7 separate regions of the Homo sapiens genome follow, and all the other regions are linked to region 2. The links are chromatin contacts, found by Hi-C or POLR2A ChIA-PET in ENCODE. All regions are on one chromosome and are shown on one strand. Each heading gives the region's core, a stretch centred on a gene start or an enhancer-like site at or near the end of the contact. The rest is flanking DNA. Distances are from core to core; before and after follow the strand shown. Region 1 holds the start of SAR1B (secretion associated Ras related GTPase 1B). Region 2 holds the start of AFF4 (ALF transcription elongation factor 4). Region 3 holds the start of PCBD2 (pterin-4 alpha-carbinolamine dehydratase 2). Region 4 holds the start of C5orf24 (chromosome 5 open reading frame 24). Region 5 holds the start of SKP1 (S-phase kinase associated protein 1). Region 6 holds the start of CAMLG (calcium modulating ligand). Region 7 has its middle 31 kb from the start of LINC02999.

The links. Hi-C counts contacts between places; a loop is a spot of excess contacts on that map. ChIA-PET counts read pairs that join two places held with the same protein, here RNA polymerase II (POLR2A). Pooled maps may share reads with other maps.
Region 1: a pooled map shows a loop between it and region 2 (9-fold over the local background). The contact joins the promoter of SAR1B here to the promoter of AFF4 in region 2. A Hi-C loop is called at or near these places in 6 of 50 pooled maps. POLR2A ChIA-PET finds 5 or more read pairs at or near these places in 2 of 52 experiments (MCF 10A and activated T-cell).
Region 3: a map of CD8-positive, alpha-beta T cell shows a loop between it and region 2 (12-fold over the local background). The contact joins the promoter of PCBD2 here to the promoter of AFF4 in region 2. A Hi-C loop is called at or near these places in 1 of 168 maps with a recorded cell type or tissue (CD8-positive, alpha-beta T cell), 1 of 37 single-sample maps with no recorded cell type and 9 of 50 pooled maps. POLR2A ChIA-PET finds 5 or more read pairs at or near these places in 1 of 52 experiments (activated CD4-positive, alpha-beta T cell).
Region 4: a map of CD8-positive, alpha-beta T cell shows a loop between it and region 2 (20-fold over the local background). The contact joins the promoter of C5orf24 here to the promoter of AFF4 in region 2. A Hi-C loop is called at or near these places in 1 of 168 maps with a recorded cell type or tissue (CD8-positive, alpha-beta T cell) and 7 of 50 pooled maps. POLR2A ChIA-PET finds 5 or more read pairs at or near these places in 2 of 52 experiments (T-cell and activated T-cell).
Region 5: a pooled map shows a loop between it and region 2 (6-fold over the local background). The contact joins the promoter of SKP1 here to the promoter of AFF4 in region 2. A Hi-C loop is called at or near these places in 1 of 37 single-sample maps with no recorded cell type and 6 of 50 pooled maps. POLR2A ChIA-PET finds 5 or more read pairs at or near these places in 1 of 52 experiments (CD4-positive, alpha-beta T cell).
Region 6: a loop to region 2 is called in a pooled map, with 17 times the contacts of the local background. The contact joins the promoter of CAMLG here to the promoter of AFF4 in region 2. A Hi-C loop is called at or near these places in 9 of 50 pooled maps. POLR2A ChIA-PET finds 5 or more read pairs at or near these places in 2 of 52 experiments (CD4-positive, alpha-beta T cell and activated B cell).
Region 7: a pooled map shows a loop between it and region 2 (7-fold over the local background). The contact joins the enhancer-like site here to the promoter of AFF4 in region 2. A Hi-C loop is called at or near these places in 3 of 50 pooled maps. POLR2A ChIA-PET finds 5 or more read pairs at or near these places in 2 of 52 experiments (HEK293 and activated naive CD4-positive, alpha-beta T cell).

The regions. Positions count from the first base shown.
Region 1 is chr5:134,631,444-134,634,143 of GRCh38, forward strand. SAR1B (secretion associated Ras related GTPase 1B) reads right to left here and starts at 1,385. Exons shown (of 7, transcript NM_016103.4): 1 at 1,285-1,385. RefSeq lists silencers at 1,097-1,206, 1,257-1,306 and an enhancer at 1,280-1,836.
Region 2 is chr5:132,962,366-132,965,065 of GRCh38, forward strand. It overlaps AFF4 (ALF transcription elongation factor 4), which reads right to left and starts at 1,269. Exons shown (of 21, transcript NM_014423.4): 1 at 894-1,269. It overlaps AFF4-DT (AFF4 divergent transcript), which reads left to right and starts at 1,447. Exons shown (of 2, transcript NR_186175.1): 1 at 1,447-1,769; 2 at 1,876-2,325. RefSeq lists a silencer at 724-1,563.
Region 3 is chr5:134,903,830-134,906,529 of GRCh38, forward strand. It overlaps PCBD2 (pterin-4 alpha-carbinolamine dehydratase 2), which reads left to right and starts at 1,302. Exons shown (of 4, transcript NM_032151.5): 1 at 1,302-1,394. The coding sequence starts at 1,311. RefSeq lists a silencer at 858-1,617 and enhancers at 1,215-1,799, 1,800-2,385.
Region 4 is chr5:134,844,687-134,847,386 of GRCh38, forward strand. It overlaps C5orf24 (chromosome 5 open reading frame 24), which reads left to right and starts at 1,282. Exons shown (of 2, transcript NM_001135586.1): 1 at 1,282-1,526. RefSeq lists an enhancer at 993-1,728 and silencers at 1,248-1,627, 1,658-1,707.
Region 5 is chr5:134,175,687-134,178,386 of GRCh38, forward strand. It overlaps SKP1 (S-phase kinase associated protein 1), which reads right to left and starts at 1,264. Exons shown (of 6, transcript NM_170679.3): 1 at 1,169-1,264. RefSeq lists enhancers at 645-924, 1,015-1,264, 2,168-2,682 and a silencer at 1,415-1,494.
Region 6 is chr5:134,737,273-134,739,972 of GRCh38, forward strand. CAMLG (calcium modulating ligand) reads left to right here and starts at 1,276. Exons shown (of 4, transcript NM_001745.4): 1 at 1,276-1,520. The coding sequence starts at 1,349. RefSeq lists an enhancer at 864-913.
Region 7 is chr5:134,464,354-134,467,053 of GRCh38, forward strand. No RefSeq gene overlaps it. Among named protein-coding and RNA genes, the nearest start is that of LINC02999, 31 kb to the left of the region's middle. Within about 2 kb of position 1,343, at least 37 of the 41 ENCODE cell types and tissues checked have a DNase peak (open chromatin) inside an H3K27ac peak, as active enhancers do.

The DNA.
Region 1 (2,700 bases), core at 135-2,634, 1.7 Mb after region 2:
ACAGCTAGTGCCTTACTCATAGTAGTCAATAAATGTTCCTTTTCTTTCCTTCTTTCATTGTTTCAATGTGACCTACTCTTCACTGATACTTTAACACGGAATATAGGACGTCTTCAAAGACACTTAGTAATATAGAGGCTGATGTAAGAACACACAAATAAATAATACTATGTTTAATTTTTCAAGTTAAAAGGACTTCTTCACCTCATTTTGTCCACTGTACCAAACACCTTAAATTGCTGACGAATTTGGTTCTTTCAGCTAACAATGTCAAAGTTTTAGCTGTTTTAAAACAAATCTTCTTGGAAAAGCTTCAACACCTTAAAAATCAGTACAGTGGCCCACTGAGGTGGCTCATGCCTTTAATCCCAGCACTTTGGGAGGCCGAGGCGAGCAGATCACCTGAGGTCAGGAGTTGGAGACCAGACTGGCCAACATAGAGAAATCCCATCTCTACTAAAAATAGAAAAGTTAGACCGGATGCGGTGGCTCACGCCTATAATCCCAGCACTTTGGGAGGCCGAGGCAGGCGGATCACGAGGTCAGGAGATAAGAGACCATCCTGGCTAACACGGTGAAACCCCATCTCTACTAAAAAATACAAAAAAATTAGCGGTGCGTGGTGGCGGGCACCTGTAGTCCCAGCTACTCGGGAGGCTGAGGCAGGAGAATGGCGTGAACCCGGGAGGCGGAGCTTGCAGTAAGCCGAGATCGTGCCACTTCACTCCAGCCTGGGCGACAAGAGGGAAACTCTGTCTCAAAACAACAACAAAAATTTAAAAAATTAAAACAAAAATCAGTACAGTTTTCTCAACAGTGTATCTTTTTTCCACTTAACTGGGACTTTGGGCTACGGAAAACGTTAACCAGTACTAGTAAGGAAGCTCAATTTGCCTCTACACTAATTGGGAGCGCTGAAAACACCAGGCCGTGTCACAGCCTCTTCAGCTGTCAGTGAGACCCGCCACCTTCACCTTACCAGGTAAGGAAACTGAGGCCCAGGGGAAGGAAGGGGCTTGCCTGCAGCCACCTCGTTCTTTCCTGAAAAGACCAAGCGTCTGACAGCAGCAGTGTTCTGCCTCGAGGGCTATCAGACGGCCCCGCGGAGCATGGATGAGACCTGTCCTCCCTCGCGCCGCCTAACCCCGGGGTGAAAAACAGGCGCCCCTTCACGCAGTGCCACAGGCAGGGACTCAGAGTAGGTCTTGGCCCTAAAAGTGCGCCTTCTAGGGGATCCATAGCTGCTGCCCACCGGTCCTCCCAGAAGGAGGGGCTGTCACTCACCTGCGACTGGAGGGAACGCAATCCCCTACTTGGCGTTGGCCGTACACCAGGAGACCGAACTGCAAAGCGCGATGGCTGCCGTGGCCCCAGTTCGCATCAGCCCCTTCCGGGCCGGCGGGTGCCTCACTAGCGACAGTCCGCAGGACCGCGTCGCCGAGCGCCCTAGGTTCCGCCTCCTGGCAGTCTTGCCGCCAATTCCCCAGTTGAGCGAGGCTGCTCGCAACCCCTAACACCGCCTGGGTCTCCCAGCCGCCTGGTCTCCCCACACCCGCCCGCCCGAAGGGATTTTAGGGGCCTGCGTGCCGAGAAAGGAACACCCCATGCCTCCCTAGGGGAAATTACTTTTGGCATTTTTTTTTTTTGAGACGTTGTCTCGCTCTGTCTCCCAGGCTGGGGTGCAGTGGCACGATCTCGGCTCACTGCAGCCTCCACCCCCTGGATTCAAGAGATTCTCCTACCTCAGCCTCCCCAGTAGCGGGGACTACAGGCACCCGCCACCACTGTCCGGCTAATTTTTTTTTTTTTTGAAACGGAGCCTCGATTTTGTCGCCCAGGCTGGAGTGCAATGGCGCGATCTCAGCTCACTGTAACCTCCGCCTCCCGGGTTCAAGCGATTCTTCTACCTCAGCCTCCTGAGTAGCTGGGAGCACAGGCGCGCACCACCATGCCCGGCTAATTTTTGTATTTTTAGTAGAGACGGGGTTTCACCATGTTGGCCAGGCTGGTCTCGAACTCTTGACCTAAAGTGAACCGCCCGCCTCGGCCTCCCAAAGTGCTAGGATTACAGGCGTGAGCCACTGCGCCCGGCTAATTTTTGTATTTTTAGTAGAGACCGGGTTTCATCATGTTGGCCAGGCTGGTCTCAAACTCCCTAGCATAAGTGATCCACCTGCCTCAGCCTCCCAAAGTGCTGGGATCACCACCGCGCCCTGCCTAAAATACATTTTCAAAGTACACGTGCTTATTGAATTCATTTTTTTTTCTTTTTTTGTTATTTGTGCTTATTGAATTCACCAGTGATTTACACAATGTAGCTACGTACCAGATAATGTGTTGGATGCTGGTTATTCAGCTTTTATTCAGCTGGTTATTCAGTTGTTTTATAGACGGTCTTGGCCAGGCGCGGTGGTTCACACCTGTAATCTCAGCACTTTGGGAGGTCAAGGTGGGTGAATCACCTGAGGTTAGAGTTCAAGACCAGCCTGGCCAACATGGTGAAACCCCATCTCTACAAAAATACGAAAATTACCCAGGCATGATGGCAGGTGCCTGTAACGCCAGCTACTCGGTAGGCCGAGGCAGGAGAATTGCTTGAACCCGGGAGGTGGAGGTTGCAGTGAGCCGAGATTGCACCATTGCACTCTAGCCTGGGCGACAGAGCGAGACTCTGTCTCCGTCTCAAAAAATAAATAAATT
Region 2 (2,700 bases), core at 19-2,518:
TGTGGCCAGCAGGGAAGAAACCGCATAATTCTGAATTACAACTGACAAAACTACGAGAACCCTAAATCGAACTCTTCGCCTTGAACTCCATATACAAACATTTCAGATTCGTACTTCCACTTCCTGAAAATAATACTGTTTGTAAACGAAAAGGCAATAAGGTTACTCCCAAAACTCCTGTACTCCATGATCCATCCTCAAAGAGTGGAAGGAACAGCAAAGTAGAAGGAACAAAGCACTGACGTCAATTACGAGATTAACCCCAAGCACAGGCAGCTGGAGGAAAGGCCTAAACATCAATATCCACGCACAAGCTACTGGGATAACTAGGTAACAGACCGATTCAGAAGTTGTAGGGGAGGGTATTCGAGTATTATACCCCCACGTTCCCATTTTTAGTCAATCCCCTTCGCAAGTCGAAGGCGGAAATTTTTCCTTCTTTTTTTTTTTTTTTTGCGGGGGTGGGGGTGTGGGAGAGGTGCGCAGGATCGCGAGAAGGAAAGCGAGAACTAGCTGGGTAATGTTAGCCAGAATCTGGGCCTATTTTCTCTTTAATTAGACATAATTTGAAATTGAGGAGGATATGAAAAAGTAACAAATCAGCCGATGGAACGTCTGAGGAAAGAAAGAGGAAAGGAGAAACACTAAACGGATGGATTTCTGGGAATTTTTGTTAGGATTGGGTTAGCTTTTTTTATTTTCTTATCTTTGCGGGAAGGTGGTGGGGTGGGACGCGCAGATGAGAGGAGGGGTGACGCCTGATTGAGCAGCCCCAGCCCGGAGGGTCTCCCCGAGGCTCCCCGCAGAACTTGCGGGCCCCCACCCCCACCCGGCCCCGGCCACAACCCCCGCGGCCCGGCCCGGCCCTGGGTCAGTCTGTCGGCCCTTCTTACCTCCAGTCCCGGCTCCGCTAGGCCCGAACCATCTCCTGGCTGCGGCAGTGGCGGCGCCGGGCCTGCACCTTCACCGGACGCGCATTCGAGCCCGCCCAGGGGGCGGTGACAGGCTGCCAAGGGCGAGGGGCTCCGGGAGGCGGCGGGGGTTCCGGAGGCCTCGACAAACGAAGGCGGCGTCGGCGGCGGCGGCAGCGATGCGCCTCACACGGAACAGGCGTAGGCCCCGCACCGCTCCATGACGGTCGGGCCCGGGCTGGGACAGCTGACTGAGGCGGCGGGGGCGGGTTAACGAAGACCTGGCACCAGGATCCCCGCCCCGTCCGCTGGCGGCGGCGACGGCAGCTGGACTCCTGCAGCCAGGGCTGTGACTGACGCAGCGGCCGTGCCACCATGTGACCAAGACCGGGCGGGTGCGGGGCGTCACGTGATGCCTCTGCGCCCCTCCCCGCTGGGGGAGTAGGGGGCGGGGGTCTGTGGGCCGGCTGGGCCGGGAGGCGACGCCCGGGGTGGTGACGTTCCCGGCTGTGGGGTCTGATGACCCGGGCCAGGCAAAGGACCCGCCCGAGCGGTATAGGCCTGAGCCTCTGGGCACTGCGGCCGCGTCCGGCAGGGCTGCCACGGCAGTACAGGGCCTGCACATCCGGGAGCTCACGCCCTCCTGCGCGTAGCCCGCTAGTGAGGTTCCGAAGGGCGGGGCCGGGCCGAACCGGATATGCCGGTTCTGGGGCTCAGGTGACAAACCCAGGCCTTCCGCCCCTCGCCTCTGGTGGGGATCCGGCCCAACCCGGAGCTTCCTAGACTTGCTTCCAGGTGTCGAAGCCTCGAGTCCTCAAGAGGTCCAGCAAAAAGGCAAAGGACGCAGGAGGCTGTTCGGTATTTCCAGTAAACTTACCCTAAGAAGCCAAACCGTCCCTCTTTCTTCGTCATTTAAACATCTTCTGCCACTAATGTTTTCCTTTTCATTTATTTATTGAGATAGATCTCGCTGTTGTCGCCCAGGCTGGAGTACAATGGCGGGATCTCGGCTCACTGCAACCTCCGCCTCCCGAGTTCAAGCGATTCTAGTACCTCAGCCTCCGGAGTAGCTGGGATTAAAGGGGGGAGCCACCACCTACGGCTAATTTTTGTATTTTTAATAGAGACACGGTTTCACCATGTTGGCCAGGCTGGTCTCGAACTCCTGACCTCAACCAATCCACCCGCCTGGGCCTCCCAAAGTGTTGGGATTACAGGCGTGAGCCACCGCACCCGGCCCACTAATGTTTTTCTTCAGCATATCATTCTGAACACTTCTTTCACCTCTAAACATCTACTATTTCTTTTAAGCTTCACTCTTTATATGCATTTTCTCTATAGAGCTATATAAATTAGGAAATGTCTTAATAGAAAACTCAAAACATGACAGAATAAAAAATAATTGATTCTCCCATCTCTGTCTGTTAGCTGTTTCAGTCCTGGAAGGCAATCACTTAGCATTTAATAATGTATCTTTCCCTACATATTTGTAAGTAATACATTAAAATATAGGGATACTTCTTTTTACACAAAAGGTAACACACTATATACGCTGTTCAGTCCTTTTTTTCTCACTTCAAATATCTTGGATAGGCTGGGCACAGTGGCTCAGGCCTATGATCCCAACACTTTAGGAGGCCGAGGGGGGCTGATCGCTTGAGACCAGGAGTTTGAGACCAACCCCGGCAACATGGCAAAACCCCATCCCTATGAAAAATACAAAAATTAGCCGGGCGTGGTGGTGCATGCGTATAGTCCCACCTACTCTGGAGACTGAGGTGGGAGGATC
Region 3 (2,700 bases), core at 52-2,551, 1.9 Mb after region 2:
TGCCCAGGCAGATCTCGAACATCTGGCCTCAAGTGATCCTCCTGCCTTGTCCTCCCAAAGTGCTGTGATTACAGGTGCGGGCCACCATGCCTGGCCTGCTTAAACTATTCAGTTAAAAACAAACAAAAAAGAGGCCGGGCGCGGTGGCTCACGCCTGTAATCCCAGCACTTTAGGAGGCCGAGGCGGGCGGATCACGAGGTCAGGAGATTGAGGCCATCCTGGCTAACACTGTGAAACCCCGTCTCTACTAAACATACAAAAACAAAATTAGCCGGGCGTGGTGGCGGGTGACTGTAGTCCCAGCTACTCGGGAGACTAAGGCAGGAGAATGGCGTGAACCCGGGAGGCGGAGCTTGCAGTGAGCCGAGATCGCGCCACTGCACTCCAGCCTGGGCGACAGAGCGAGACTCCGTCTCAAAAAAAAAAAAAAAAAAAAAAGATACAAGTGAGTATTCTTAATAGTATGTCAATTACATCTCAAAAAAGTCAAAAAAAAAAAAAAAAAAAGAATGAAAGAATACCTCCCCAAAAATGATACAAGAAAAGATTCACCTAAATCTGTTCACAGCTGTCTGCAGAGCTCCTACTGTGTGCTGAGCCTGGGGGTAAACAGGGCACGGACACGTTTGGGAGGGGATTACAGGCCGGGTTTCCACACTTTTTGGTCCAGGCAAACCCAGACGAGCCAGCTGGCTCAAGAACTTGGCAGCTGCGTGATGACTGAACAGAGGCTGCGTTCGAACCCACTACTGCAAGACTTAGGAGCCCCCGATGGGAACTGCCGTGGTTCACTGCCCCAGCCCCGCCGCTCAACTGCCCCGCCCTGGCCTACGACATCCTCCTGCCCGCATGGACTGCGCGCAGCGCCGCCAAGCGGGGAGCCCAGCTCGGTGCTAGCGCCCGCGAAGCGGAGGAGGCCGGCGCCCGAGGCTGGGCGAAGTTCCTCCTAGCGCAGCGAGGACCGGAGGGCAAGGCCAGCGCGCGCCGGGCGACCTGCGTCCCGGGCACAGACGCGACGGGCCCGCACGGGGCGGGGACCGCGCGCGCCTGCTGGGCCTACGGCTGTGGGGCGCGCAGAGTCCACCTGGCGGCCAAGGGCGCTGGCGACCGCTGAAGCTCCTGGGGGTGTTCGGGGTCCGGGCTGCGCCTGTGCCCGCGGGAAGGCTGGGCGCTTCCCACACACAGACCCCGCTCCGGGCCAGCCCCGCAGGGAGACTACCAGGGCTGGCGGTAGCTGGGCGTGGTCGGGTCGGGGGCGGCTGTGGGCGGCCGGCAGGCAGCGCGCGGGGCAGCCCTCGGCAGACGGCCAATGGCGGCGGTGCTCGGGGCGCTCGGGGCGACGCGGCGCTTGTTGGCGGCGCTGCGAGGCCAGAGCCTAGGGCTAGCGGCCATGGTGAGTGCACAGCGGCCGCGTGGGTGGGGGTCCGGGGTCGGGGGGCGGTGCGAGGCCCGGCGGCGTCGGCTGAGGGACCAGCGGGACTGGGGCGAACCCGGCGTGGGCCGAGCCTTGGAGCTCGGGCGTCGGGTCACCGCGTCCCGGGACTGACCACCTGTCCGGTGCGCCGCTCAGAGACCGGGGTGGCCGCAGCCTCCGCCACTTGCCCTTGACTTTACACTTCCGCCGAAGCCTACGAACTTGCCAACCGGAAACAAATGGGAACGAATTTTGTTCAGCAACTACAAAAGGCAGATGTGAAAAGTAGTTGCAGAACAATTCGGTGCCCGCTGCCGCTCGTTGTGCTGAGGACGAACGGCGCTGCGGGCCTGGCTCCCTATGGCGGCTCCCTGCTCGCGCTTCACTCCAAGGGGAACCCACAGAGGTTTTGGAGGAGTTATTAATAAATTGTCTTTTTTGGTGACATATTGACTTTTCTTTCCTTTTCCAAGGGGCCGTCAGTTTTCCTGCTGTAGAAATTAATATTTTGGAGTAAATGGAGGGAAAGTTTTAACATGCAGCACCACCTAGTGGAAAAGTGGTGCGTTAAACTCACCATCTCATTTTAAGTTGCATTTTAACCGCCCATTTCAGTTTGAAATGTTTTGTTTTGTTTTGTTTTTTCGACACGGAGTCTCGCTGTATCGCCGAGCCCGGAGTGGAGTGGCGCGATCTCGGCTCACTGCAACCTCCATCTCCTGGGTTCACGCTATTCTCCTGCCTCACCCTCCCGAGTAGCTGCGATTACAGGCGCGTGCCATTTCGCCCAGGTAATTTTTTATATTTTTAGTAGAGAGGGGTTTTCGCCATGTTGGCCAGGCTAGTCTCGAACTCCTGACCTCAGGTGATCTACCTGCCTCGGCCTCCCAAAGTGCTGGGATTACAGGCGCGAGCCACTGCGCCTGGCCTGAAATTCTTTAATAGAAGAATTTTTTTTTTTTTTTTTTTTTTTTTTTGAGAAGGAGAATCACGCCGTCACCCAGGCTGGAGTGCAGTGGCGCGATCTCGGCGTATTGCAAGCTCCGCCTCCCGGGTTCACGCCATTTTCCTGCCTCAGCCTCCCGAGTAGCTGGGACAACAGGCGCCCGTCGCCACGCCCGGCTAATTTTTTTGTATTTTTAGTAGAGGCGGGGTTTCACCGTGTTAGCCAGGATGGTCTCGATCTCCTGACCTCGTCATCCACCCTCCTCGGCCTCCCAAAGTGCTGTAATAGAAGAAATTTAAAATAGCTCGAAGACGGAGGAAGATAGGCACTCCGCCGCTT
Region 4 (2,700 bases), core at 32-2,531, 1.9 Mb after region 2:
CTTCCCAACCAGGGAATTCCACCTGAGCTTTGTGTCCAGAGTTTTTTGTTGTTGTTGTTGTTTGTTTGTTTGAGACGGAGTCTCGTTCTGTCCCAGGCTGGAGTGCAGTGGTGCGATCTCGGCTCACAGCAACCTCCACCTCCTGGGTTCAAGCGATCCTCCTGCCTCAGCCTTCCGAGTAGCTGGGATTACAGGTGCGCACCACCATGCCCAACTAATTTTCGTATTTTTAGTAGAGAAGGGGTTTCACCATGTTAGTCAGGCTTGTTTCGAACTCCTGACCTCGTGATCTGCCCGCCTCGGCCTCCCAAAGTGCTGGGATTACAGGCGTGAGCCACCGCACCCAGGCTGTCCAGAGTTTTTATTGGTGTAGGTTTGATCAACTGTTCACATGGCTTATCTGTCTCCAGTCCCTCAGTAGTTTGAATGAATGGGCTTGCTTGTTTCGTGTGTTGTGTCCTGGCTTGTGTGTTTGTCCAGAAAAGTTGTTTCTCCTCCTTTCTTTCCTACTGGCAGGGCAGTACCTGGCTCAGGGCTGTGCTTATGGTAGAACTCAGTTCTATGAATTGTCCATCCTCAAATATCCTTCATTACATGGGGGAAAAGGGCAAGCATCCTCCTCTAGCCTCTTCCCACTGCTTAATAAAGTGTCTCCCTTTCAGTAGCTGCCCTAATTCTGGATCCTCTCCATTCTGACATCTGGAAATTCACAGGAGGAAGGAGTGAGGAAATGAATCCCTTCTAAGTGGGTTTGTGTGAGGTGACTGATATGTCAGATATCTCACAAGAAAAACATAATAGCGGTAGTTTGTTGTTCCATCCTTTCCTGTGATTATGGAATAATGAATGCGACAATTCCTGGGGCGTGGTGGCTTACGCCTGTAATCTGCGTGGATCATAGGATGTCCCATAAAATAAAGCTTTTCATTATCACATGATCCTGGGCATGAAGAGTCCCAACTCCCCTGACTATCATTTATTTGTCCTGTATCTAAGAAATGGGGTCAGCAGGAGTTCCAGCATCTCAGAATTGTGGTGAAAACCAATACAAGTAAGGAAGTTATTAATTCCCCATTTGGTGGGTTCCTCAACCCCAGCCACTGGGGACGGTCCACGCCGGATCACCAGCAGCTCAGGCTTAAGGCCACGACGCGCAAGCGCAGCCTGCCAGCCTGGCTCCCTCCCAAAGCTTGCGTGCAGGTTGGCGGCGGGAGATCGGGTCTCGCGATGCGAGTGAGCGTGTGCGTGCGCGGCCCTCGCGAGCTCGCGCACGCCGCCTCTAACACTACAGGGTGGTAGCGGCCTCTTCGTACTGCGTCCGGGGCAGGACCGTGCGCGGCGGCCGCGGCGGGTGCTGGGAGCCAGCGCCTGCCTCGCCGCCGCCCTCGCTGCCTGCCACTCCGTCTTGGCCCGTTCTCCGCACCGTGCAGAGGCGGCGGGCTGGGGAGGGAGCGGCGCCAGCACGAGGTTCCCAGCCGCTGGGAAGCCCCTAGACGCGCCGAGGGGCCGGGCTACGAGCGGCTGAGGTAGGTAGGGGTGCGCGGGCTGGTCAGCCGGCCGGGAGCGGGGTAGGGCGGCGGCGAGAACGGGCGCCTCGCTGACCGGGGAGAAGAGGCCTCCTGCCAAGGGGCCCTAGTGTAGCCGGAGTGAGAGGAGGGGCCCCGGACGTAGCCTGCTCTTCCCCGGTGTGGAGCCATTACGGGGGGACATTCCTCCTGCGGCGGGGGGAGGGAGCCCCCTTTCTTTTCTTTGAGAGGTCAGAATCCGCAGTCCGCCCTTCGCCTTTAAATAAAAGCCTGCCGGCTCGAGATCGGCGTCGCGATGGAGTGCCCGTGGACTTCTACGCTTGCGGAACTCCGAGTGGACGGATAGCGGCTTATGAATTTTGCTTTTTAGAGGGTACACAACCCTTTCTCTAGGGTGGCGTGCATCTTCTGCAAACTTGTTATTGCCAATACGCTAATAGTCGCTTTCAGCACACAACAGGTAATACATTCTAAACGCCTCGTGTCAAAATAAGGAGAGTCCTTATTTGTGCACCGTGGGGCACAGTTAAGGAGCAGGAAGAAGACAAAGGAGGCCGTTATTTATGTGCCGTCCTATTATCAAAACTTTCCGTGGTGGGGCAGGGTGCGTGGCTATTGGCCTCTGCTGAATGGACTTTCAGAGTGATTGAGGTGAGTTGCAAATCTTCATTTAGAATTATGAAACGTATATGATTATACATAATAGTTAGTCAAATGACCTGAAATAAATCTCTGAGAATTACGTGATCTTTGATCTTTGGAGAACAGAACTTGGGTTTCTTGAAAGGAAGCTTTCTCCATGTTTAGAAAGCTTCAGGGATGCTTTGTGAAGTTACTAAAAATAGTTACATTTCTTTATGTTGGCAGTAATGACTGCCACATTCAAGAGAAGAGAAAGGAATTGTTCTATAAAGAACGGCTCATTTTAGGGGTTAAACTTTAGGAGTTAAACACAATAAAACAACTTCAAGGATGGTAAGTTTTAGCTTATGCTTTAAGTATTCGAATTTAGTCACAGTCCAAATATATAGAAGCTCTTAGTTGACTCCTGTACATTCAGGGAACTATTTATTGGTTGTTTTTGTTTGTTTTGTTTTTTTTGAAACGGAGTCTCACTCTGTCCCCCAGGCTGGAGTACAGTGGCGCGATCGCGGCTCACTGCAACCTCTGCCTC
Region 5 (2,700 bases), core at 14-2,513, 1.2 Mb after region 2:
ACCTTACTAAATAGCAGCTGGTCAATCGGTTAATCTGTAATTCGATGCACTTGGTAATACTAAACTCAAAGATAAGTTTTAGTGTTACAGTAGAATAAAGTGCAAAATTTTTAAGTAATAATGGATGAAATATTTATTTGAAATGCTTTCAAAACAATTCCATTCTAAAGAAAGAGGCCTAAAGGCTCCTGCACTTGTAAATAATTCTCCATGGCCAGCATAAAGCGGGTTCTATCACATCATATAGAAAAAAAAACCCCTGCGCTTTAAGTGACCCGAAATTCTGACACTGCTTTTTAGACTGCACAGTGGAGGAGACGGTATTGTTCTATGAAACGGATACATTCTACTGTCACGCTCTAAAGGAAAAATGCATGTCCCTAAAACCCAAACGTGAAGTTTCCATTAAAAGTGAATCAAAGCAGGTAGACGTCCTATTTCTTTAAAAGCCAGATACCTAGAGTTAAGTTATACACAGTTAAGGCTCCTACAAGTCACACCACTCTGACGATGGTATCTGCTCAACGACTCCAAGTCATGGCAAAACAACGCTAAGAAATATTCAGATGGAGCAGGCGGCTATGTGCAGAAAGCCGGCGCCCGCACACGGTTAGCCAGGACCGACCGGTAGCTAGTGACGCCAGACACGGTGGAGAAAGGATGGGAGCCAAGAACCGGGCGGCCTCAGACCACCACCGCAGCTCTCCCTCCCGACCACAACAAAAGCCAGACACCGACACACGCCCACGCTCACGACAGCCAAGGGACCCCCATTCACAACCCCGCCGCCACCCCCGCCCTGGTCCCCGGGACAGCAGGCTTAAGACCAAGAGAGGCCCCCGGCCGCAGCCTGGGCCTTGCAGCCGAGCTCCGCGCCGGCTGACGCTCGGCCGGTGCAGAGAAGGCCCAGCCCGGGGTTCGGCTCACTTATGGAGCGCCGTGAGGACGCCCGGCCAGAGGAGGCCTCGCTGAGTCGGGGGCGGGGCAGGTGAACGGAACCTGGTAGGGTCTCCCGAAGAACAGGGTCGACAACGCGATCCACCGGGCCCGAAAGAAGGCCAGGCCCAGTCACCGCCCGCCGCGGGCAGGCCCAAACCGCAGCGGTGAGGCCAGCCGGCACGCAATCCGGTAGCCACGACCCTTTCCAGTTCAGTGGGCGGCTACTCACGGTGTTCGGTGTTAAGGAGACGGCCGGCGGGAGGCTGACGAGAGCCGGGAGGCGTTAGCGAAGGAAGAGAAAAACCGAAGACGAAGCCACTACAGCGTCGCAGCGCGGCGCGGCGTCTGCTTTATAGGAGAGGGCGCAGGCGCCGAGGACCCCGGGGCGCGCGGCGTCACATCGCGGCTGGGCTGGCCGCCGAGATCGCCTGACGGCAGGCCGAGAACGGCTGGGCGGGCCCAGGCCGGGAGGCGGCAAGGAGCTGCCGGGGGCGGCTGGCCGGGGGATCGGGGGGCCGGAAGAGTTTTCGCCTCTCCCCAGCTCTGAAAGCGCCGCGCTGTCTCGTCAACTGGGTGCCGGACCCCGACTGGCCTAGAAAGGTCTTTCAGGCAGCGGTGCCCTAAGCCGAGTGAAAGACCCCAGTTAAAAAGCCTGGAAAAAACAAAACCGGGCGAGTGTGTGCGTCTCTGTGTGTGTTCCTGGGAACAACAGAACGGGGCGTGTGTGTGTGTGTTCACTCCTGGGGGGGGCTGCGTGTGTGTGTACGCGCGTGTGTTCATTCCTGAGGTGTATGTGCGCGCGCGGGTGTGTGTGTTCATTCCTGGGGTGGGGTGGGGTGGGGGTGGGGCGCTTGTGTGTGTGTGTTTTACTACTGAACTGATACAGCTTGTCCAGCTTCCATTCTCCACGGTAACCCTCCGAGGTGAAATAGTGTTAGCCTTTTCGCCTCTGCAGTGAGGGAACAGGTTCGGAACGGTTAAGTGGCAGAGCTAGGATTTGAACCTTACTCCACAATTAGGTGCTGTTAGCCCTTATTTCCTACTATTGACTTCTAAAGAGGCTTCCATGCCAAACATAGCCATCGTTATAGGGAAACCCCAAGTCTAGAGAGATGGCTCCATCTAGCAGTAGGTACCTACTCCTTCACTAAACATGCTTTGAGCCCGACGTGCGAGGCGTGGTGCTGGGGATTCCGCCGTGAACCAGGCAGCCAGGGCCCGGCCTGGACGTAACTCTTCTCTAGGGTGCTCCCAGGAAGGCTTTGATGAGGTCGATGGAATGAAGCCAGCTGTAAAGGAAAGGGAGTAGTCTGAAAGCCCCACCCTGTTCTGCTCGGGAACATTACTCTCCCCATCCTAGGAGACTGGGCGCCGGGCTCGCCTAGCCAACAGGCACGTGATGATATCCCTGACACCAGGAAGACAAAAGATACTTCCACACAGGGCCCCCTGAAGAAACCAGAGATGTACAGTGCCTCTGGGATGGGACTGGGCAGGAAGGCCAAGCAGCTCCTTGAGTTACCAGGTCTTTGTCTACAAGCCTATCCAGTGTCTGCCAGGTGCCACAGCTGATGACAGAAGATGAAACGCCTGCAGCTCTCAGACATTTTCTTTGCAGCACAGCCCTGCCCTCAGCAGCTCTAGCTTCAGGCCTCCTAGGCAGGGCCCACTGGAGCCCCTTTGCTCCCCGCCTATGGCATAGAAGGTGGTACCTTATTAACTCTCTTTAAGCATTCTAAGCAGGACTGTGCAGTGTCAGGT
Region 6 (2,700 bases), core at 26-2,525, 1.8 Mb after region 2:
CCAGGCTGGAGTGCAGTGGCATGATCTCGGCTCACTGCAATTTCTGCCTCCCAGGTTCAAGCGATTCTCCTGCCTCAGCCTCCCAAGTAGCTGGGATTACAGGTGCATGCCACCAGGTCAGGCTAATTTTTGTATTTTTAGTAGAGACGGGGTTTTGCCATATTGGCCAGGCTGGTCTCGAACTCCTGACCTCAGGTGATCCGCCTGCCTCGGCCTCCCAAAGTTAGGATTACAGACGTGAGCCACCGCTCCCGGCCTTTTTGTTTTTTTCTTTTCTTTTCCTTTTTTTTTTTTGAGACGGAGTCTCGTTCTGTCGCCCAGGCTGGAGCATCTTTAGCATGCGAGGTGGTCATGAACGACAAGGAGAAAAAACAAGGTGAAGGGGAATGGGGAGTGTTGGCAATTTAGATAGAATGTGCACGAAAGGTTTCAATGGGAAATTCTAATTTGAATAAAAACGCACAAAACGCGAGGAAAGCCTAGGAACACATCAGCCGTATACTTTGCCGTAGAGAAGTTAAGGATGAGGAACAGGCACCAAGAACAAATCCCAGCGTAAGGCTCCCTTTAAGTGCGGCTCCCAGGGTTACGTATTCCCATTGCCTACAGGCGAGGCCGCGGGTCTGTAAACAAGCGACTGCCGCTGCAACCTCCATTTTGCTTCCTGGCACCAAATCTAGGCTGACCTACTTACTGCCATCCCTTTCCCACTCCCGGTTTTCTTTTCTTTCTTTTTTTTTTTCTCGAGACAGAGTCTCGCTCTGTAGCCCAGGCTGGAGAACAGTGGCGCGATCTCGGCTCACTGCAACCTCCGCCTCCTGGGTCCAAGAGATTCTCCTGCCTCAGCCTCCCGAGTAGCTGGGATTACAGGCGCGCGCCACCCCGCCCGGCTAAGTTTTTGTATTTTTAGTAGAGACGGGTGGGGGGAGGGGGGAGGGGGTCACCATGTTGGCCAGGCTACTCTCGAAATCGTGACCTCGTGATCCGCCCGCCTCGGCCTTCCAAAGTGCTAGGATTACAGGCGTGAGCCACCACTCCCGGCCCTGGGTGCTGGTTTTCTTCACCTCCGAGTGAACAGCAGAGGGGGCTGTTGGGTGAGGGCCAGAAGAGTTGGGGAGGCACGAGGGCGTCCAGCGCTGCCCTCACTCAAGATGGCGGCCAGAGCCTCGCGCTTGGTCGCGTGGGGCGGTGCGTGAGTGCTTAGCTCACAGGCTCCGGGACCGCGCTCGGGGGCGGGTCTATAGTGGGAAGGGGACGCGCGCCCTGCGGCCCGGCCTCTAGTCATCGCCCTCGCAGCGGCGGCCAACATCACCGCCACTGCCACCCCTCCCAGACTGTGGACGGGAGGATGGAGTCGATGGCCGTCGCTACCGACGGCGGGGAGAGGCCGGGGGTCCCAGCGGGCTCAGGTCTGTCGGCTTCCCAGCGTCGGGCGGAGCTGCGTCGGAGAAAGCTGCTCATGAACTCGGAACAGCGCATCAACCGGATCATGGGCTTTCACAGGCCCGGGAGCGGCGCGGGTAAGAGCCTCGATTTCCCCTCAGTCTCCCGCCCATCACCTTGAATCTTCAGGGTCATTCTTCCCTCTCCCACCTCCACTCCTCTGACCTTTTTGACCAAGCCTTGCTCTTTGATTTCCTCTCTGTCCCGCCCCTTCGGTGATATCCCAAGTTCTCATCCCTGAACCCCAGGATGTTCCTAGTCGCTCCCCTCAATTTTCCCGGGGCCTCGCCGTGAGATTTTCCCCACCCTGCCTGCAGAGCTCTCACTCCCTCTTCCCAGTTACGTTGAACAGCCCCTTTTTTCCTTAGCCACTCCTCGCCTTTCTTGAAGGGCGCACGTTGTATCCCCAGACTGTCATGTCTACTGCTCCCCTTAGGAAGATGGCTTTCCTTCTTAAGGTTCCAAGTGCTTTTCCTTACAGTGCCTTCTCTAGCGTCTACCTTCTTTTGCCTTTTGCTGTGTAACTCCTGTCCGCCCACATCAGCCTGTCTTTACTGAACTGCCCGCTAGTTCATCCTACGTGTATCAGGGACTCTTGTGCTCATATCCTAGTGTTTGTGTTCAGTGCCGTCAACACTGTCACCTACGGGCCGGCTAGAAAAGGTGGGAAAAGTGAGAGTGAGCATTCTTCAGAGACCCAGCAAGTGCGAAGTGCACACCTGAGAGTTTCCTCTCCTCATGAGGGGATATTGTTGTGATTGATGTCTGGAGCTGCATTTCTAAGGAGAGCGCCTCCTTCCTCCCCCAAACACATGTCCAATGATTTTCTTTAAAAAAAATTTATTTCACGTGAGTATAATTGAGCAATTAGCGCGCCCTAGTGTTATCTAAGTTTCCAGTGTTTCCTTTAGTAATTGGCCTTTAGTCACTGGTCGCAAGCTCCTTATATCTTTGTGACTTTTGTTCTGTAAGGCTTTAGGTGTATAGCTCTGAACTTTTAGGCAGTTCAAATGAGAGGTAAGAAAACCATTTCAAATTCTTCTAGAACAATAGAAGAAACATTTTTCTATCGGGCTATTTATTCTTAAAGCATTATTTATGATCTTACCTGAGGTACTTTCTATATTTTGTTCTTTTGCTTTGAAAATTTTATGTCTTTAAAGGTTGTTTTATTTTTTGAGACAGGGTCTCCCTCTGTAGGCCAGGCTGGAGTGCAGTGGCATGATCATAGCTTACTGCAGCCTCAAACTCCTGGGC
Region 7 (2,700 bases), core at 93-2,592, 1.5 Mb after region 2:
TATTTTATTTTTAGAGACAGGGTCTCACTCTGTCGCCCAGGCTGGAGTGCAGTGGTGCACTCTCAGCTCACTGCAGCTTCAAACTCTTGGTCTCAAGCAACCCTCCTGCCTCAGCATCCTGAGTAGCTGGGAGTACTGGTGCATGCCACTATGCTCGACTACCTTTTTTTTTTTTTTTTTTTTTTGAGAAGGAGTCTCGCTCTGTTGCCCGGGCTGGCATGGCACAATCTCGGCTCACTGCAATCTCCGCCTCCTGGGTTCAAGCAATTCTCCTGCCTCAGCCTCCGGAGCAGCTGGGATTACAGGTGTGCATCACCACACCCTGCTAATTGTATTTTTAGTAGAGATGGGGTTTCACCATGTTGGCCAAGCTGGTTTCAAACTCCTGACCTCAAGTTATCTGCCTGCCTTGGCCTCCCAAAGTGCTGGGATTACAGGAGTGAGCCACCATGTCCAGCCTTGGCTAATTTTTAAATTTTTTGCAGAGACAGGGTCTTGCTTTGTTGCCCAGGATGGTTTCAAACTCCTGGCTTCCAGCAACGCTCTCACCTTGGCCTCCCAAAGTGGAAAGTTTCCATCTAAGCAGTTGTCAGATAAGCCACTCACTTGTATACTGCCTGCCTCATAGAAGAGAGGAGTTTGGCGTTTGAAAGGTTATCTCATCCTCCCCTCTTTTTGAATTGTTTCTTTCATAGGTGCTCCCCCACCCCAAACGACAGACAGCTCACTACCTTGCAGAGCAGCCCTAGGGTGCAGGTTGCCCTTTGCTCCTTGACCCCTCCTGGGGCTCAGACTGGCTTTCTGTAGCATTGTCCTGGCACTGACCTATGGGCAGGGGCCAGCCAGTGGCAGTGGCAGCGACGAGGGCCTGCTGTTGCTCACTTGTCAAGTCCGCAGGTTTCAGGGGCTAACTTGTGAGCAAGCCAGGGGCTTTCTGGATGGAGACTCATCCCTCCAGAGGGCAGGGCTGGGTGTTGGTGTGGGCAGTATTCTGGAGGAGGGTCAGGGGGCCATCCTTGTGCCCAAGAGTTTCCCTCAGAGTGGAGGTCAAGGGGAGCTTAGAGCTGGGAACTTTGCCATCACCTAAAACCAGACTGGACTTGCCTCCAAATGACATACTTGCATTGAGTTAGCTCCCAGGCCAGGAGATGTCCAGGTTCTTGGTTTTGCCCAGTAAGGTACCACCAGGAGACCCACTGGCCCCTCTCAAAGCGGGACATAGGGGCTGGGAAGGGGCAGGAGGGGTCTGGGCGCTTGGAAGCTGCAGCCCCCACCACTCAGTAGCCGTGTGACCTTGTGCAAGTCACTTGGCCTCTCAGAGCCTGTTTCCTTGTCTGTAAGTGGAGGTCATATGGCACCTGCTTCTGAGGCTTGTTGGGGATAACAAACAAGTGACCTGTGAAGTGCCTAGCACAGAGCGAGCGCTCAGAAAGTGCCAGCCTTTGTTATTATATACAGCAAGCGGGGAAACCCGTGGGAAATCCGGGCGCCTCTGGGAAGCTGGGTGTGGTGGGTCGTCCTTCCCGGAGCGGGGGGCGGGGCGTCCCAGGCTCCGCCTCTGCCCATCGCCCCTCCTCCTCGTCCTGCTCCGAGGGGGCCGCGGAGCTTCCTTGCGGCCGGCGGGAGCTGAGTCACGGCGGCCCTGCAAGCGGTTGGCCTTATCTCCGGACTTCGCTGCTCCCGAAAGCCCTCAGCCCGCCTGCCAGGCTACACCTAACTTGCGCCAAGTTCCTCCAGCAGTTCTGGAAATACTCCCAGGGGCCCATCGGCTTGGGGTCCCAGGGAAGGAGGGAGGTCTCCTTCCTGGCTGGCTGGAGCAGTTCCAGAAAGCCCGAGCTTGTGGGCCCCTGGCGGCACGGTGCCTATCTTTCCACCGTTAGCTAAATTTTCCTTGGGGGTAAGGATTGTTTCTCCAGATCTGTCTCAAAATGCACATTCCCCAGGGGTGGAGTGCCACCCGACGCTTTGAAGAGGAAACCAGAAGACTGGAGAACTGGGGCGGATAGATCTTAGGAGCCAAGATGGGGAGAGGGGCTGATGGGGCCGCAGGGATTTGGCAGCCGCCTAAGCTCCCTCAGGCCCCGCCTGCACCTTTCCCAGCCCCCAGGACTCTAGGGGAAGTGGTGGGTGGGGGAGGGGGAAACAGAGCTGACAGATTCTGTAAACAGAGCCGGTTTGGGCCTCGGCCAAGGACGGGGTGTCCTGGCCCAGCCTGGGTGTGAGGCCCATCCGCGGCTCTCCAGGACACCCCGCCCTGCCCGGCTGCCCCGGGGGTGCCCGGCCCAGAGCCAGCTGTAGCCAGGATGTGTCTGACTTGGGATGTGGCCAATTCCCTAGTGGGGAATGTGCCTGGGATTGGGGCGAGGGGTGGGGGTAGCAAAGGAGGGAGCTTCTAAGAACTGTCATTGATCATTCATTCACCCAGTGCCCGGCTCAGCGAAGAGGGCAGCCTCTGGTCCCCGCCTGTGGGAGGTGCCGGTGCTGGATTGTCGCCCCACCCCCGTCTCCATCTCCAATCCTGTCTCTTGCTCTTCTGCTGCCTGAGGCAGAGTCCCCGCGGGGTAGGGAAGCTGAGAGTGGGGCCTCAGGTTCCGAGAGCTCTTCATTGGCCAGGCCTGTCCCCTTGGCTTGTTGCCAAATGTGGTGTTCCATGGCCTCACGATGGCAATTCAGAGATGCAGGAATGCCCTCAAAAAGGGG